Regions from separate parts of the Mus musculus genome. Here region 1 is linked to region 2. A link is a contact called in ENCODE Hi-C or POLR2A ChIA-PET data. All regions are on one chromosome and are shown on one strand. Each heading gives the region's core, a stretch centred on a gene start or an enhancer-like site at or near the end of the contact. The rest is flanking DNA. Distances are from core to core; before and after follow the strand shown. Region 1 holds the start of Tmco3 (transmembrane and coiled-coil domains 3). Region 2 has its middle 9.4 kb from the start of 2810030D12Rik.

The links. Hi-C counts contacts between places; a loop is a spot of excess contacts on that map. ChIA-PET counts read pairs that join two places held with the same protein, here RNA polymerase II (POLR2A).
Region 1: a loop to region 2 is called in a map of v-Abl transformed pro-B cells, with 3 times the contacts of the local background. The contact joins the promoter of Tmco3 here to the enhancer-like site in region 2. A Hi-C loop is called at or near these places in 1 of 37 maps with a recorded cell type or tissue (v-Abl transformed pro-B cells). POLR2A ChIA-PET finds 5 or more read pairs at or near these places in 4 of 5 experiments (Patski and embryonic stem cell).

The regions. Positions count from the first base shown.
Region 1 is chr8:13,282,650-13,289,308 of GRCm38, reverse strand. Tmco3 (transmembrane and coiled-coil domains 3) reads right to left here and starts at 1,296. Exons shown (of 13, transcript NM_172282.2): 1 at 922-1,296. It overlaps Dcun1d2 (DCN1, defective in cullin neddylation 1, domain containing 2 (S. cerevisiae)), which reads left to right and starts at 1,183. Exons shown (of 7, transcript NM_001024504.2): 1 at 1,183-1,505. The coding sequence starts at 1,503. It also overlaps the pseudogene Gm25014.
Region 2 is chr8:13,206,681-13,213,692 of GRCm38, reverse strand. No RefSeq gene overlaps it. Among named protein-coding and RNA genes, the nearest start is that of 2810030D12Rik, 9.4 kb to the right of the region's middle. Within about 2 kb of position 3,837, at least 1 of the 3 ENCODE cell types and tissues checked has a DNase peak (open chromatin) inside an H3K27ac peak, as active enhancers do.

The sequences.
Region 1 (6,659 bases), core at 47-2,546, 78 kb before region 2:
AATATAATACAGAAGAGGAATAAGATGCCATGCACCAAAGGAAGATAAGTCAAACAGAGGCAGAGCAAACAGCCTATATGACTTAGAACCAATGAACCATGGCTTCTTGGTGGTGCCCAAAGGGCTGTTCAAATAGCTACTTTATTTGTTCAGGAGGTGCCAACTTAAATCCACAAAGAGAGGAGACACAGAGCCTACTCACTAGCCAGCTGCTTGTTCTTTTTTTAGTTAGGGAAGCCAAGGAGGAGAAAAAGATCTATGAAGAAAGAGGCCCTTTCATCAGTAGCAAACACTTCTCTGGTAAGTAAGCAAATCTACATTGCACCCCAGGAAGATGAGATGGATGCTGACAATAAATAAACGAGAGGTTAAACCCACTGGGCCAGAGTGACCTTCCCTGTCACTTTCAACTTACTTGATTGGTTTTACCACCTAAATTAAGAAATTAATGTGTAAACCATCTTGGTTTGATTGTTGACTCTGCCAACCTCCCTGGCTGTATAAGCTTAAGTCAAGTGTTGCAGGGCACCCACATCCCTTATTGAAAGAGACAATCTTGGGGCGTCTTTCCAGGTTTATCTTTAAGAAGAGGCTGTCTGCGGGCAGCCTCACGGGGCGGGACAGAGAGACTACAAAAAATTACAGGGAAGAACAAAAAAACGGGAGGCTCGGGGAGCTGAACCTCCGAGTTTAGGTGAAGTCTTGGAAACGGTTGTCTTCCCCCATACCCCGAAAGAACTTCTAGGAAAAGACCCTCCACCCCCTGGAAAGTAGACAAAGGCAGTCTCCTAGGAAGGATCCCCTTTGGAAGAGACAAACCAAGAAGGAGCCCCGGGTAGGAGTCGCCAGGATTGAGCAACCCGGATGAGGACCCCGGTGGAGCGCATCTCAGGACAGAAGTCCCGCAGCTGCAGAGCTTACCCCGATGGAGGAGGCCGCTCTCTGGACATGCGACCTCAGCATCACTGTCCCCGATCGAGAGTTCCCCGACGCAGCGAACCTCAGGGCCGCCAAAGAATTGCCCTCATCTCTTTCCTGGCCTCGGGACCAGGACACCGAGGACGGCACCGCCCTCTTCTTACTTCAGGCGCTTCTGACGCGCAGCTGGAAAGTAGGTGCGGCTCCTTTAAGCAGGCTGCCGATGGACAGCTCCGTCGTCCTTCGCGCGGCGCGATGCACGCCGGGAACTGGAGTCCCGGGAGCCGGCCGGCCAGCCAGCTTCCAGAGAGTGCGTAAGCCTAAGAGCCTCAGAACAGCAACAGCCTCCGAGAGAGGTTACGATGTGACCCAAACGCTGTGCCTCGGAGCTGAGGGGCGCCTGTCCACGCTGCACGCGGAGAGCCGAAGACGGAGCGAGCCCCCCCAGTCACCTGAAGGGAGCGTTCGAACACTGCGCCTGCGCAGAGCGCCTGCTGCTAGCCGCCGCGGCAATCGCCTGCGCAGAGGAAGAGCGGCGTGCGCTTGCGCAGAAAATTGAAGTCGCTTCGGCAGCCTTGGGGAGCATGGTAGGTGGCTAGCTTTGCGCTCTGCAGGTGCGGGCCAGAGCCGGGCGCGGAGGTCACCTCTCTGTGGCGGCATTAGGATAACCGAACCGAGAGGCCGGGCGTGCCCGTCGTGGTGTTGAGGGAGGGCGCGGTTGACTTGGAGTAGCATGGTGTGAAGAGGGGTGTGAGGAGCCCAGTTGGATCTCCGGGGAGGGCAGCGGCGCCGGGTCAGCTGGGTGCTGACCGGACCGGAGGGCGGGACGGGGCTGTGCGACGGGTGACAACCTGCCTGCTGGGCGGAGCCGTCCCGCTTCTGAGTGGACAGTGACGCCGATTGGGGCGGAGCTGGCAGAGCTTTGAAGCCGTCAGCCCGGGGAGGTTTGTGGAAGAGGTGGAAGGACGCGATCCCCGGAAGGTGGTGCGCAAGGCTCCGCGGGGTTAGCATGGTTTGCGATCCGCTCAGCTCTCGCCGCGGCGAGGATATCCCCTACTCGCCCGCTCTCTTCCTGAGATCAGGCTGGGAATCCTGGAGGCGGGGAGGGACCGACTGGACGCCCTGGAGGTAGAGGAGGGTTTGCCTAGTAGAGCCGTGCAAAGGCCTGGACCGCGGGAGGACGCCTGACAGTCCCATTCCTTGGGTCTCGGGGTAGCCTTGCTCCGAGAGGATGCAAGCGAATGGGAGCCGAGGAAGACAAGTTTTGTCTCTGTCCTGGGAGAGATGTCGGCTTGGCTTGGTTTGCGTAGAGGAAACAGGGGAACTGAGGACCGAACCCTGGGGAGGGAAGAGGGGATGGAACCAATACCGAGAAGGACGAGGCTGGAAAACTAAAAGGTTTGAACCTAGAAATCAAGAAATAATGGAGAAGAGCTGCAGAAAGACTCCTCTGACCAGCTGCTAGCAGACTTCAGCGGCCAAGCCACTCACCTGCGCTCTTGGACAGGAACGTCACTGGGGAAGGAAATGTTGGGAGGCTCAAGATTTGGGAACACTTGGACTTGATGCCCTCATTTCCAGGCTTGCACATGGCAAAGCACAGTCAATCTGTAGTGGGCCGCAAATCTGTTTGAGCAAATGTTTGTCCTATGAGCCCTTTGAAATTGACCATAAGAGGAGGTATTTTGCTAAGTGTCTGTGGAAGGACATTTTACAGATGCTTTCTAAAATCTTATATGGGAGCACTCTTGTGCCTAGGTTGTGTGTTATTCTTCACAAGATAACATAAAGTGTATGAAACTTTTCGTACCAGCTTCTGTTGTTTGGAAGGTCCACTTGTCCTGTATCTCTTTACTGATTGTCACCTGCTGAAACAATTCTAAACAGCTGCTGTTGTATGTGAGGAACTGTGTTGAGCTCTGTGGGAGACTATGAAAACATAAATCAGTGGCTACGGGCACTTCTAGCAGCAGTCTACTGTAAATTTAGTTTTGAAACATCTGAAATTGATGCAGATAAGTCATTGGAACTGTTAGGCAGAGAATGTCCCCCTAAAAGGTTGTCCCTGAAGGAGTTCTGCTAGTCTCTTCTTGATGGTCTTTTTTCTAAGTGTAATATTTTATTGCAATTTAATTGACCAAAAGCGTAAAGTAAAATCTGCCACTCCAGCCTGAATTGTTGGCTCAGCACCAATTGCTTGTTTTCCAGAGGATCTGAGTTCCATTCCTGACACATACTTTTACTCCCAGCACTTGGAAGTCAGGGTCAGGCAGTAATCTAGATTCAAGGTCATCCTGGTCTATATAGCAAGTTCCAGGCCAGGCAAGCCTATACCAATTCTTGAGGTCAACTGGACTGTCCAGTGTTAGTTGAGGATTTTTTCATTTTGGGGCCAGTGGGATGGCTTTACAGGTAAAGGTAGCTACCGTCAAGTACAATCCAAATGGTGGGTAAAGAGGACCGACAATACAGTTGTTTTCTGATCTCCACACACACACACGTTGGGACACATACACACAAATTACATACGTTTTTTAAAGTCCTATGCATTTTAAACACTAGAATAATGGAAGAGAAAATGCCCCCAATGCTTTGGCTTCCGTGACAAGGGAAGCTCTAATGAAAGTCACTTGCCTGAGCAGACCTTAGCATGGATTTCACACACGGATGGACTTGACGCTCTCTTAATTTGTCTGTAAATGTTTGGTTTATGAGGCATTTTTCATAAGAAAGTTATTACCAATTCCCATTTCTTCCCACTGAACCCCCGTTCTCTTAACTTTTTTAATGCAAAGCAAACACTCCTTAGATTTATCTCTTGATTATTGTTTTTAAAAACCTTTATTACTGGAGCCACAGAAATGGCTCAGCAGTTAAGAGAACTTTCAGGGAGACTCAGGGTTGGGTTCCAGCACCCACACAGCAGCTCACTGATGTCCTTGATGTCAGGGATCCGTCACCCTCTTCTGGCTCCCATGGGCACTAGACATGCAGACATAAAATACACATAAAATAGAAATAAATCTTATCATTTCTTTTATTCTGAGGTGGACATGTGGAGTCAGTTCTTCCCTCCTCTCCCCCCTCCCCTCCCCTCCCCTCCCCTCCCCTCCCCTCCCCTTTCCCTCTTGTGTAGGCTCTGAGGGTGGAACTCAGCTGTCCAGCTCATGCAGTGAGCACACTGAGCTGCTTCGCCAGGCACTTTCTTTATGGCGGGAGTAGTGGGGAAGACCATAAGGGGTGTGGGGTGGAGGGTCTCAGTATGTATCCTTGGCTGGCCTGGAACTCACTATGTAGACAGGCTATCCCCAAATCAGAGATCTAGTTTCCTCTGTCTCCCAAATTCTGGGAGTAAAGGCCTGCACCACCACAGCCAGCATCTGGATACGATGTTTAATCTGTAAAGGCTAACATCAGACCATGTGACTGTGGTGCCAGCTCCTGGCTCCTCCTGTGTGTAATACACTGCTGCACATGTTGGTACTCTCCTGAGGTCTGCAGTTGGTGGGGGTATCCTATATAGATAAGCCAGTTTTAATATATCGGAGGGGTCTGATTATTTCCCTGTCTCCACCTCTGCCCACTCTCTAACATAGAGGTCATTCAAAAAGTCGGTGAGTGCCTGATGTACTTGTGTCTATGACGTAGGCTCTTTGCAGTAAGTGAAGCTAAGTTGTCATACACTGGGGGTGGAGGGTGACTTTAGGAGTTATATGGCTCAGACCCAGGCGTCATCCTGACTTCAGGAGTATGTCTACAGTGTCTTGACTTGCAGCACTCTGTGGTGTTACGCTTGTCAATAATAATAATAATAATAATAATAATAATAGTGTGGCTGCTCCAGAGACCTATCCGGTGGGTAGACCTGGAGGTTCTTGCTTGCTATCCTGAAGTTTTCTTTTAGGGTACAAGTTTATAGTGATTAGTGTGGTCCCAGTACTGTGCACACCACCCCATCTAGTTCCAAAACATTTCATCACCTCAAAGAAAACCATGTACCCATAAGCATTTCCAAGTTCCTCCCTCCCCCTCAGCCCCTGGTAGCTACTAACCTACGAATTTGCATATTCCACACATAGCATATAGCATTTTCTATACTGTATGGCCTTTGTGTCTGGTTATTTCAGTGAACACCGTGTTTTTAAGATTCACATTGTGGCTTTGTCATTACTTCATCCCTTTTTACGACTGAATGATACTCTGTATATGTATACCAAAATTAGTTTTATAACCATAACAGAACTTTTGAATCTAGCTCTAACAGCTATTTCACTGTAAAGATGCCTTGTCTATTCTTAATAGAGGGCCATTTGGGGATGGCAAATTTGCCTTTCTCTTAAGGCTTTTTACATATTTCTGGCTATGCCAGTCTTCCCTTGGGGAGATTGTCAGACTCATAAAAAGATGCTGTCTCTATCAGTTGTCAGATGACTACGAGAGTGTATAAGATCTGTCCTAATTTAACTAAATTTGATCTTAGCTAAGAATGGACATTGAGTTCTTTGCCTATTCTTTTTAAAAGTTTAGTTTTAAGGAATAGTATTTAGAATATATTCCTTCAGAACCTATACTGGGGCAGCAGATTAGAACCAACAAACCAGCAGCTGCCTGTATGTTTTATTTGCATGTTCATAGTGTCTAAACTGTTGGCTTTATTCTGCAGAGCTGAGCATGAGTGAAAAACTGCATGGCCGTAGCCTGTGGTGTTCACTGTCTAGGCCTTTGTCTCAGGAACCCTGTGTGTCTTTAGTAATTGGGATTGCAGAGTGCTTTGTTTATGTAATCACTTATAATCATGGTCATCAGAATTTACCATGCCAGGAATAAGTGTGTGTATAAGTAAACATATTTTAGAATTTGTAATAGTGGGGTCAGCTGTCAAGAGCACCTGGCAGCTCTCCTAGAAGACCTGGGGTTGACTCCCAATACTCACACGGCAACTCACAACCCTCTAGAAGTCCAGTCTTGGTGTATCCAGCACCCTCTGCTGGCCTCCAGGGATACTGCACACATATGGTGCATAAACAGATAGCTGGCAAAACACACATACACATGAAAATAATAAATAAAAATGCCAAAGATCTTTTAAAAATTTGCAACAGTGAATCATTTTTTTTTTTGCCTTACATATCTGAAAATATCTTACTGTCCAGTATTTTAAAAGATAAGTTCTTCTGCTCTCTTCAGCAGCACAGACTAAAATTAGAACAATGCAGAGATTAGCGTGGCCCCTGTTCAAGGTCAGCCTGCAAATTCATGAAGCGTTCCGTGTTTTTTAAAGAAGGTCTCAGTCTTTCTGTGTTCATCCTCTTGTGGTATCACAAATCGTGGTGTCCCTGGAGGCCTCTCCTGCATACTCAGGAGGAGAAAAGCATGAGACTGGTGCCATTTAGAGCCTGAGGAAGTCTGTCTTCTCATCGGAAGCCCCCAAAGGTTTCATACCCGGGGTCTGCAGCGCCTAGTCAAGCATGATGTATTTTGGACTGCATCATCTTATGCCTGCTGGGTCAACAGTGATGTTTGCCTTAGGACTCTGGAATGTGCTCTGTTTGTTGTTGGTATTTGCATATTTACAGGGGGCATTGCACACATCTTATAATGTGAGGACCATTCCCTCAGGATTGAGGCCAGGAGCGCAGGACTATGTCTATCCATTGGTAGACTTTTACATGTTATTACAAGAGCTTTTCCTAACCTAATCACATTTCCTTCTTTGCTGTAGCAGCTAGGAGGCTTGGAGC
Region 2 (7,012 bases), core at 2,588-5,087:
GATGGAAAAGCACTCTCGTTTAGCCACTTCCTGCCCTCTGTCAGGGCTCCTCAGTGCCTCTGAGAGTTCAACAGAAGGCCGCAGGATGAGGTGAAACCACCACAGATGAAGCAGATGGCAGAAAATAGTCATCTGTGGGCTTTCTGTGGTCAGCAACCACTGAGCACCCCAGTGAGCAGGTACCACGCGGCAGCTAGAGCAATGAGGAGAACAGATACGCTTGCTAGGTCATGGTGACCCCTCCTGAAGGCCTGAAGGGTCAGGGGACTCCTGATCGTGTGCTGGGACATAACAACAAGCATTGGGTCCACCATGTGACTACACAAACATCTCTGCCACCAGAGGTTCTGACTGGGAGAAAAATGGGAAACAAGATCAGTGACCATCTTTGCTCTTCAACTCCTCTGGAGCAGCGGAGTGCAGACTCAGATTGACCTGCGTGGAGGTTCATTACGTGGAAAAACTCCCGAGGGTTTCTGGTGGCAAAGGCTTGTCATCCTGATGCATCTCCTTACCAACACGGGGCAGGACCTCAAGCTTTCACTCTTTAGGTGACAAGGTAGGTCTCCTGGACGCTAGCCAGCAAGGCGTGAAGCCTGGACATACTCCCCCCCGCCCCGCCCCCCGCCCCGCCCCCCGCCCCCGCCCCCCGCCCCCCGCCCCCGCCCCCGCCCCCCGCCCGCAACAAAACAAAAAAGAGAAGAGGCAGAGTTTGCCTTATGGGACAAACATTCCTATGTGTAAGGAAGACATGGGTCCATTCACAGCAAGAAGCTACAAGAAATGCACAACACACACACACACACACACACACACACACACGCACGCACGCACGCACGCACGCATGCACTTCCACAAAGCACCAATAATCAAAGAACTGAGGAGATACGAGATTAAAGGGACAGAAGAGTAAAGCAAACATGGACCTGCTGAGGTGCAGACCCGATGTCCATGGTACTCCAACAGCCTCAGTAATGCCCAGCACAGCCTCAATGATAGCAGAAACAACAGCACCCGCAGCACCCGGTGGATAGGACGCTGATGCTCACCTCTGCCCTTGAAAAGCCTCTGTGTGACGACCATCCACGAGGAAGAGTTTAGGGTCATGCAGCCATCTGGGCATTGAAAGATACACTGTTCTGAGGCTCACACAGCAGAGCCACTGAAAACTGGAAACATCAAGTGGGTGAGTTTTATTGTATATAGGTCATATTTCTATGTTGCTAGGAGAATGTGAGGATTTACCAGAATTAAAAGGCATGGTACTTAAGACACAGTTCTGTGGTCAAGAGCATTTGCTGCTCTTGTAGAGGACCTGGGCTCAGTTCCCAGCATATAGTGCCTTACAACTGTCTGTAACTCCATTCCCAGGGGTGCCGATGCATTCCTCTGGCCTCCTTTGGTACTTCATGCTTGTGGTGCATGTATATGCATCAAAACACTCATAAAAGAAAAATAAAGAGGGCTGGAGAGATGGCTCAGCAGTTAAGAGCACTGACTGCTCTTCCAGAGGTCCTGAGTTCAATTCCCAGCAACCACATGGTGGCTCACAACCATCTGTAATGGAAGCTGTTGCCGTCTTCTGGTGTGTCTGAAAATAGCTACAGTGTGCTCAAATAAATAAATAAATCCTTTTTTAAAAACAGAAAAATAAAGTCTCAAACACAGCAGCAGCAACAGGCAACAAAATTTATTTATTTATTTATTTATTGTTTTTTGTTTGTTTGTTTGTTTTTGTTTTTGTTTTTCCGAGACAGGGTTTCTCTGTATAGCGCTGGCTGTCCTGGAACTCACTTTGTAGACCAGGCTGGCCTCGAACTCAGAAATCCGCCTGCCTCTGCCTCCCGAGTGCTGAGATTGAAGGCTTGCGCCACCACACCCGGCTGACAAAATTTATTACAAGCGAAGAATGCACACACACATAGGTACACAAAAACACAAATAACACACAGAGAGAGAATTAGAAACAGAGAGACAGAGGCAGAGAGAGAGAAACAGAGAGAGTCAGAGAGTAAAGTACAGAGAGAAAGACTCTCTGCAAAACAGAGAGGACACTGATAGCTAAATTCCCTGGGCCAACCTAGGTCTTTTAAATTGTTCTGTTGTTTTGGTAGCACAGGGCAAATTCCCCTCCCCTGATAGTGGGCTGTTCCGTTTAAACAAAGAAAGGGGAGTATATATGCCCACACTTTGGGTAAGCATGCTTAGGACAGGCCTTGTACATATCTGACCAGCTTGAACGGGAACGGGAGCGCTGGAAGGATCCCCCCCCCCAACACCCCCATAGCATCCCCAGGCCTTTTTTTTTTTTTTTTTTTTTGGTCTCAGGTCGGGAGAACCCGTTTGCCACCATGATTCTCTCTCTGTGACCTTTCCCATATCTCTCTGCCTTCTAGGGATGATGTTTATCTTCTGCTCCCGCAAAAGGAGAGAACTGACCCCTGAAAGTTGTTCCTCCACCTCTGCACCATTGTGTTCGGTGCCCCCCAAAACAAATCAACAAATAAATACATAGAAGAAAAAAAATTAAATACGAAAGTATGCTCGTCTTTTCGATGACTCTGACAGAAGAAAATCAAAGTGTTCTATTTGCATACTCAGAGCTCTTCCGAGTCGCTGAGCCCCTTGCGGACGCTCCTCGCAGTCTTCTGTGGTGGAGCTTTCTTCTGCAGACCCTGACCTACCAAGTGGGAACTTAGCCAATAACTCAGAAGAAATGGAACAGCCCGAGTGCATCTGGTGAAGCGCCTGAGACAAAAGTAACAAAACTGTGTCCACGCTGAAACAAAAAGTAACAAAACCATGTTCACACCCTGGGACCTACACTCCCATCACCCTTGATGACAGAAGATGAAGGAAATAAAAAAACACAGAGGAAAGTGAGCAGGGTTCTATCAGGTGAGGCATCTGGATGGACAGACAGCACACAGGAGTGGCAGTGCCTGTGCAGAGCAGGAAGCCGAGCTGTGCTGTGGGAAGAAGGGGATGGTGGGGATGGATGCGCAGCTATTGAGCCAGTCTTTAGTCCACACTCAGGACGATCCCAAAGCTGTTGTTTGTACTCTGCCAGCTTTAAGAGGGTATGGGCTGGGAAGATGGATCAGCCGCTAAAGGACTGCTCAGTCAACCGGGCTGGAGGTGGAATCCCAGCACCCATGTGGAGTGGCTCATAGCTCAAGCTCTGGGGTGTATCTAAAGTCAGCTATAGTGTACGCATATAAATAATAATAAATAAATAAATAATATTTAAATAACCAGTACCCCGGAGCTCTTAACTCTAGCTGCATATGTATCAAAAGATGGCCTAGTCGGCCATCACTGGAAAGAGAGGCCCATTGGACACGCAAACTTTATATGCCCCACTACAGGGGAACGCCAGGGCCAAAAAGAGGGAGTGGGTGGGTAGGGGAGTGGGGGTGGGTGGGTATGGGGGACTTTTGGTATAGCATTGGAAATGTAAATGAGCTAAATACCTAATAAAAAATGGAAAAAAATAATATTTAAAAATTAATAAAAATAAAAACAAACAAACAAACAAAACACAGTGCAGCCCTGACATTGGTGGACAGGATTCAGTAGGGGTGGGAGAGGCTGGGAGCCAACACTGTCTTTTGCCTATGCTTTCAGACAGCTGTAAGTAAGGCTTTGGCTTAAGGAGTGGCAGGGGTGGAACTGGCTGTTGATAAATGTCAACAGCTTCTAAAAATAAACAGGCCAGAGTCCCAGTGCTCAGAACTTGTGAGGTTAGTCCCCACTGGAGTGCAGGCCACCCTTTATGGGCATCTGAGCTTCTTGCTTTGACCTTACATCAAGAACAAGAACCCTAATTAAGTCAGCTTCATTCAGGGTTAGTCCCTGGCTTCCCAGTGCCACCTCCAGTCTACGCCACAAAGACACCAGGCTGCTACTTGACAAATGGCCAAGCTGCCCGCTGTGCTTGACGTGTGTGTTTACGACACACCAGTCCCCAAGATTATGTACCAGATGCTAATGCACAGGGAGGGCATGGCTTGCTATAGGTGCATGCTTGTAATCCCAGCATCCAAGAGTCTGAAGCCGGAGAATCACCAGAAGTGTGAAACCAGCCAGGGCTATGTAGTCTGACTATCTGAGTTCAATACCTGAACCCCACACTGTGGAAGAGATTGTTGGATAAGAGAACTGTCTCCAGGGAGCTGCCCTCTGACTTCCACATGTGTGTGTGCAAGAACATGCATGTGCACCTGTGCATGTATATGTGCACACAGGCACACAATAAATAATAACACAAATGAATGTAAAACAAAGAAATAAACCCAAATCAGGGAGATGGGCAGGAGCAGGGGGAGAGGTTGGTCAACCAAAAGCAAGCATGTTTGAAAAATGTCACGAGGGCACCTGTTACTTTCTATGCAAATCAAAAATATTAAATTAAACTTAAGCTAGATTGAGAAAGAAGGGCAGGCGTGCAGCTGGCAAGCTGACGGATGCTCTCCAGGCTGCTCTGGCCAGCTGACAGGGGAGAGGCAGGGAGAGTCGCATTCTCCATGGGGGAGGAGCCTCTTGGCACAGATGTTCCCTGTGGGGAGGAGCAGGTGACTTCTTCAAGGAACAGGGTGAGGCTGACAATTCTGCATTTTCCGGAGGCCTGACACCACCCAGGATTCCGTTAAACCCACCAAGACATAGACCCAACCCTGGAAGCTGGACCAAGCCTTTCTCAGTGTCTCATTTCCAAGGCTGATAAATACTGCAACCTATTAGTTTTCATATTTAGGTATCTCAGAAGTAGCATTTCCTTACAGGGACCACAGTCTCCAAATGTGCTTAGTCACTGTTCTGCAGCAGGGCAAGAAAGCCAGAGGCACTGTTGTCCCTAGATGGTCCCACTGTTCCTGTGTCTAAACAGACACTGCCAAGGCTGGCTGCTCACACCCAGAAGGTGGCAGTCAAAGCCTGTACCCTGCTCCTTCAATTCTCTCTCTCTCTCTCTCTCTCTGAATTATTTATTTTATGTACATGAGTATACTGTAGCTATTTTCAAACACACCAGAACCAGAAGAAGGCATCAGATCCCATTATAGATGGTTGTGAGCCACCATGTGGTTGCTGGGAATTGAACTCAGGACCTCTGAAAGAGCAGTTGGTGCTCTTAACCACTGAGCCAGCCCCTCCTCTTCTTCAAGATATAGTCTCACTAGGTGGCCCAGGTTGGCCATGAACTCCTATATAGCCCAGGCTGGCCTCAAATTCATAATCCTTCTGCCTCAGCATCCCTAGTCCAGGCATGACTAGCTATACCTGATCTATACGTGATCTAGTCATGAGCCGCCATGACTAGCTATACTGGTCTATTTTAACATTTTATTATCACTGTGTGTGCACATGTGTGTGCTCGTGTGAGTGTGGGTGTATGAGTGCCACACTGTGTGTGTGAAGGTCAGAGGACCACTTTCAAGAGTCGATTCTCTTCTTCCACTGGTTTTGGGGCAGGGTTTCCCTTCTTGTTTCTGGCATGTAGTGTGCTCCAGGTAAGCTGGCCCAAGAGCTTCTGTCTCCATCTTTCGTCTTGACATAGAGCTGCTGGGGTTACAGATGTCAGCCATTGTATCTGGCTTATTTACACGGGCTCTGGGGATGGGGCTCAGGCCATGAGGTTATGTGAACATTTGGTTTTTTAACCTCCTGAGCCTACTTGCTGGCTCTGTTTTAATTTTTATTATTTCTCTTTATTTTGAGACAGGACCTCATGTCTCAAACCCAGGCTGGCCTCAAACTCCTATCAAATCAAAACCATAACACTTTCTCTCTCTCTCTCCCTCTCTCAGAGAAGATAAGAGACGTTTATTTTGGAGATAAATGTGAGTGACCATGGCCGTGACCATGGAACCCAGAGAGAGTTAGTTTCCCCTAAATTCTGGGTTAACAGTGTGGAAGCAGTTTTACGAAGTTTCTCTAGTAATGGAATAAAGTCATAAATAAATAAAAATGAATCAAGGTGCTTTTCAAATACATTGTTGGGAGCATCAGAGAGGCTGGCTACAGGAAAACAGAGAACCCTGTTGTAGGCCTCACGTACTGATGGTACCTTCGGGTTTGGGCTGGTGGAAGCGAGTGAATATTTTCCAAAGGGAACCTGGTTCTCTATGCATTCCAGGTGCTCCACCTCTGTCACATAGCTTCGAGGACTGTCAGGAGAGATTAAAGATGGCCTGAGATAAGTTGGCTCTGAACTTGCAACATTCCAACCTCTCCACATTGGTTGATCAGTCTCCTCGCAGAAGGTTCAACTTGAAAAAGCAACTCCTTTCTGGGAAATTTCGTGCATATTCCCCAAGAACTGTCAAAACCTAATTGAGATAGGCATACATTTACATGAAATGTAGAAGTCAAAAAGAAAAAAGAAACAATATCATCTCGTTATCCTGAAGCCATGGGAGGAGAGGCAGGGTGTGTGGTGGGAATATCTGGATGACAGTCCTTCCACAGGACTGCTAGGGAAATGTGCTTTTCCTTTGGCTTTCCATGACAGGGCTGTGTTCTGTCTGGTCATGCTGTCCAGAGGTGGAGAACCACAGTGACCCAAACTCTGAACCAGAGAGGTCTTCTGTCCCCCAGGGAATTGTCAATAGGTTGTCTGCCTAGCTTTTTCTTTTCCTACTCCTCTCCCCACCCCTGCCTCCTTCCCCTCCCCCTCTCCCCTCCCCTCCCCCTCTTCTCTCTCCTTCCTTCTTCCTCCTCCTTCCCCCTTCCACTCCTCTTCTCCCAATCCCCAGACAAAATCTTACTCATACTCCTCTCAAACTAGTAATTCCCCTGCCTCTGCCTCCCAAATCATGGGATTAGCAGCTTCAGAGACTTTCATCTCTAATCTCTCTCAAGGGCCTTCAGAATGCTGTCAAGGCAATTCCACCCAGGGAAGAATATGGTAAAAAACAGTGTGGTGTCCTTAAAAGGGACAGATGCTTGTCTCCTACTTGCTAACCTCCCCACAGAGATAATCAGGCCACAAGAGGCTGATGGGAGTAGGCTC